2 separate regions of the Homo sapiens genome follow, and region 1 is linked to region 2. A link is an interaction called in ENCODE POLR2A ChIA-PET data of the cell type or tissue named here. Cell type or tissue: PC-9. All regions are shown on one strand.

Region 1 (2,500 bases), 480 kb after region 2:
TGTAAAATATGCACCAGGGGCACTATTTCATAGAATGGCATCCTTTAGAGGTTTAGATGAATGGCACCCTTTAGAGTTGTGCAGCTTGGCTGAACTAGGCACCAGACTGAAGCTGGTTACTCATGGACTTTCCTCAACACTCTGGAATTGAGTCTGGGAGATTTCTGCCTCAGTCTACCTGTCTATCCTTTTATTTTGGTTTATTTATTTATTTTTGAGATTTGGTCTTGCTCTGTCACCCAGGCTGGAGTGCAGTGGCATGATCACAGCTCACTGCAGCCTCGATCCCCTGGGCTCCAGCAATTTTCCCACATCAGCCTCCTGAGTAGCTGGGACCACAGGTGTATGCCACCACGCCCAGCTAATTTTTGTATTTTTTGTAGAGACAGGGATCTCACCATGTTGTCCAGGCTGGTCTCTAACTCCTGGGCTCAAGTGATCTGCCTGCCTCAGCCTTCTAAAGTGCTGGGATTACAGGTGTGAGCCACCACGTCTGGCCTAGAGGCTTTTTTTTTTTTTTAAGCCAGTGGATTAGGATACAGAGAACACTAGTGTCAAGTTCACAACTACGCCAATTGTCATGCTGGGGTATGAGGGGAGTGGGTGGATGAGCAGAAAGAACACCCAGGGGGGCCATAAGCAGGTGAAAGATGATTTTATTCAGCAGCAGCTCTCATCAACAGCTCTCTCACACTGTCCGCCCTGTCTTGGCTGCTTAGTCCGGCGGCTCCCACACACAGCTGCGTGGCTGGCTCTCCCTTGCCTTCAGGGTCAGCAGCTAAACTCTCTCTGGGCACAAGCAAGCCAAGCTGTGTCCTGGCTCCCCTCTGTCTGTCTGCAAAGATGGACAGCTTTGACTCTCTTTCTCTTTCTCTTGGCTCCAGCATGCCTGTACAGTGTTATCAGGGCAATTATACCTTTTACAGACAATAGTGGCTTAGAGTCAAGGAATGGCCTTCCCATGTTATGGCTACATGGCTGTGATAACAAGTGGAGTTATACGCCTGCACTCTAAACTCGCTGAGTCACTCTGGATGTTTACCTTGGCCTATTTTTGACCAAAGCACAGCCGTATTCCTTACAGTTAGTAATGAGAAAGAATGAAGGAGAGAGAAAGAGTGAGAGCTGGCAAGAGGGCTTCCTAAGTTCTCTTTAGCACTGCAATCCTTGGCTCCAGGTTATTCCTGAGGTTCTACCACTTCCTAGCCCTGGAGTTTCATGAGATGACCTGTATCCTTATATAAATTCATTTTTCTTTTGCTTAAATCTAGTATAATTCTGTTGCATGCAAACCACAGTCCTAATGGCACTAGAAAACAATAAAAGAATACTTCAATAGAATTTAAATTTGGTAGGATTTTTTGAAAAATCAATTTGTAGAATGTTGCAGGAGCATATATTTTTGTTTGAAGCTGGATGGCCCTGACAATAGAATATGTGAAATTTCATAAATATTAAATTACATCTGTATTCTAATAATCTACATAGTAATAAATCATGTCAGTTGTACAGGACCTCCTAGTCCCTTGCTTTGGGTTAGGTTTCAGTGGCAGAGGGAAAAAAAAATTACTACTCCTTTGTACAGAAATGGATTTATTGTGGCCGGGCACAGTGGCTCACGCCTGTAATTTCAACACTTTAGGAGGCCAAGGTGGGTGGATCGCCTGAGGTCAGGAGTTCGAGACCAGCCTGGCCAACATAGTGAAACCCCATCTCTACTAAAAATACAACAAATTAGCTGGGCATGGTGGTGGGCACCTGTAATCCCAGCTACTTGGGAGGCTGAGGCAGGAGAATCACTTGAACCCCAGGAGGTGGAGGTTGCAGTGAGCCGAGATCACATCATTGCACTCCAGCCTGGGCAAAAAGAGCAAAATTCCGTCTCAAAAAAAAAAAAAAAAAAGAAATGGATGTAATGCAAGATATTAAATGGCTTACAGTATGATTAGATGGGCTGGAGAAACTGTAGGCCAGTCTTCCAGAAACAACTCTCAAAGCCACACTCTAGAGCTGAGCTGTAAAGGAAGCTGCTGCTCCCACTAAGAATAGTAAACTACCAGCTGAATCAGGGATTAACACCCAGTAGCCACCAACTTTCTGAAATCATGCCACCTCTTCCACTTCAGGAAGCTCCTGCCAAATTAGGGAGCCATCACTTGCACTTCCAGGTCCAGACCAAACAGCTCTATGACCATTGGGACCAGAAAGATGGATTCCTAAAACTCTCTCCTGGAACCATATAGATTGTGGGTAGGGGAAGGTGAGTCTGCAGGTAGGGGAAATTACCATATACTGTATGAGGGAATTATTAGGAGCCCAGTTCCTTTTCAGGTCCCATGTGAATGCATTTGTTTGAAGGAACCTAAGTCTCATTTAGAACTCTAACAGTAAAGGAACCTGGGAAACGTAGTTTAACTTTTCAGTCTCTGCATTTCAGAAAGTCACACCATAATGACATTGGAAGAGATGATGAATGAGCTGGTCACAGAATAAGCCATAT
Region 2 (2,500 bases):
GCTCTGCTAACTAGCTGTGTAACTTAGGCAAATTTCTTTTCTACTCTGTGCCTCAGTTTCCACATCTGTGCAAGGAGGATGATAGTACCTATGTCAAGAGTTGCTGTAAGGGATGAATGAGTTAACATGGGTACAGGGCTTCCAAAAGGCTGGGGTACACAGCTGATGCCATACAACTGTTAGGTATTAAAATTATTATTCATCTTTAAAATTAGAGGGAGGAGGGCAGATGGGTCTGGTCCTGAGCCCACTCACTTCCAAAAGTAGACAGAGAGCGATATCGTCACGTATTCGCCCGTCCCTCCGGGCCTGGGCCGCCAGGTTGGTGAACCAGACGCAGGGGACCCAGTACTTGTTGAAGTCGGATTTCAGGCTCTCAAACTTTTTCCTCTCTTCCTGGGACATGAAACCTGAGGGGGTAAAGCAGGTGGGGTGCAGTTGCACCCTCTGCCGCCAGGGGAGGCTGCTGTTCCGCCGTCTGGCTCCCCTCCCTCGCGTCCACCGGCTGTCCCAGGACTCGCGGTTCCGCGTTCCTGTCGCAGTCCAGACCCTTCCCTGGAGGCCCCTGCTCCCAGGACTCTCCCAGGCGCCACCTGCATCCGGCTGTGGGCCGGACCCCCAGAGGCTCCCGGCGGGCGGCGCACCTGCGTCCACCACGTGCTCCATGGTGGGGAAGCGCTTAAGCACGCGGGTGCTGACCGAGCGCAGCACCAGCACGGACGCCAGGTTCGCGTAGCGGATGAGGGTGCGGCGCAGCAGGCGGCCCCGCTGGTCCACGCCGTGCACGCTAGCCGAGATGACGCACATCAGCTGGTCTGGCAGCGGGATGCTTGTGTACTGGGACCACCAGCGGTTCACCACGAGAGTCACATAGAAACCTGCTTGGCCGCCGTGATAGAGGGAGTAGGAAGGGAGAGTGGAGAGCCTGGGGGTCGGAGCGCCTCACCTCCCCCAGCAAAGGGCCTGGTCCAGGCCAGTTGAATCGTGGCAGGGGGAAGGAAACATTCAGCTCCAGTGCCCTGCTGTGCGAGGCCAGGAGGAGGGAGGAGGGCAAACTTCCTTCAGCAGAGGGAAAGTGGGGATTCAAAGCCAGGAGACTGCTTCCCAGGAGGGTGGGGAAGGGGTTGTCACCTCTGTCCAGCTCCCCTGCAGTGCCCAGGGTGGGCTTGTGAGGCCAGCAGGTGTCTTGTGCCTTGCTGGAAGTGAGGGTCCGGCAAGTGATAGGGCCCTGCCCTCTGGAAGTCCTGGACCCAGCACCCAGCTCCTGTGCCTGCTGGGCCTGCTCTGGCTGACCAGGAAGGCTCTGCCACCGTGTTGAGTAATTCTTTTTTTTTTTTTTTTTTTTTTTAGCAGAGTCTCGCTACATTGCCCAGGCTGGACTGGAACTCCTGGGCTCAAGCGATCCTCTCACCTCAGCCTCTCGAGTAGCTGAGACTGCAGGTGTGTCACCACACCATCTGTTGGGTAATTCTGACCCTCGGAGCTGTCAACCCAACCCAGAGGTCAGGGAACACAGTAAGGGGGACACAGGGAAAACTAGAAGGGAGCCTTACCCAATACAAAGGACAAGGGAATGAGGTCTGCTGAGCGGTTGCAGTACCGGGCCACCTGAGCATACACGTACCTCTGCTCCTGGGTCAGCAGCAGCCTGGGGAAGGCAGGTGTAGGCTTGGGTTAGAGGGAGGTGGGTGGCCCAGTCTCCCCACTTGCGCCAGCTCTAAGACCCTGCCCTTACCGGTAGGTGATGCTAAGCACAGCGTACAAGGCCCCAAAGAGGAGGAATTCCTTGTAGAGGAGCTTGTAGATGCTTCCCCTCCAGCGGAGAAGCAGGCCAGAGAAACCTCCGAAGCGGGCCTCCGCCACTTTGAGAGTGTATGAAACCGTCATGGTGCTGGGAGCCTGGGGCAGGAGGTCACAAGAGTTGCCCCCAGGGCTGTCGTTTAGTTCTCCAGACAACCTCCCTTCCACTCTGGTCTCACACACCCCAGCCTTCACCCTGCGTCAGTGGACAAGGGGGTAGGAGCCTGCAGAGCAGAAAAGTACACCCCACCCCCTGCAGAACTGAGCAGTACATGGGCAAAGCCAGGCTAGAGTTGGACAAGGTAGAACTGAGATCTGTGTCCCTTCATGCATGAGGTTTCCTCAAGCTCCTCTTCAGCCTGCAGGGCTAGGGATAACCAGATCCTGAACTGCTGCGGACAAGAGACGCAGCTCCAGCCCAAATCCACTGCTATTCCTTGGGGCCTTGCTTTGGAAGCTGATTAACTAGAACTACCAGGGCCCAGGGCACTCTCACCCCCATCCCATACCTGCCTACCTGCTCTGGGCAGCAGCCCGTGTGGAAGATGAACTGGGCTAGACTTCAACCCCCACAGACTTAAGTACCTCTGCAGTCCATAAAGTTAGGCTGGACTGAGGCCTATCATTGATGGATTGAAGCTGTCATCCAGCTTCCCCTGGTGCTGGGAACTGGGTGTGTCTCCTTACCCCTGTAGGGTTG

What was found. ChIA-PET counts read pairs that join two places held together with the same protein. Peaks named below come from ENCODE experiments on the same cell type or tissue, not always from the same donor. Only the 100,000 strongest peaks of a DNase experiment are listed, where the experiment ranks them.
Region 1: POLR2A ChIA-PET joins it to region 2 with 10 read pairs; 3 of 35 experiments call an interaction of 5 or more read pairs at or near these places.

The regions. Positions count from the first base shown.
Region 1 is chr1:45,265,504-45,268,003 of GRCh38, forward strand. No RefSeq gene overlaps it. Among named protein-coding and RNA genes, the nearest start is that of LINC01144, 37 kb to the right of the region's middle. In PC-9, no CTCF peak of the experiment used is centred here; no DNase peak of the experiment used is centred here; H3K27ac peaks cover 824 bases.
Region 2 is chr1:44,785,819-44,788,318 of GRCh38, forward strand. It overlaps BEST4 (bestrophin 4), which reads right to left and starts at 2,352. Exons shown (of 9, transcript NM_153274.3): 1 at 1,736-2,352; 2 at 1,554-1,648; 3 at 645-878; 4 at 256-410. The coding sequence starts at 1,887. RefSeq lists enhancers at 209-894, 804-893, 895-1,580 and a silencer at 554-683. In PC-9, CTCF peaks have their summits at 460 and 659; no DNase peak of the experiment used is centred here; H3K4me3 peaks cover 327 bases.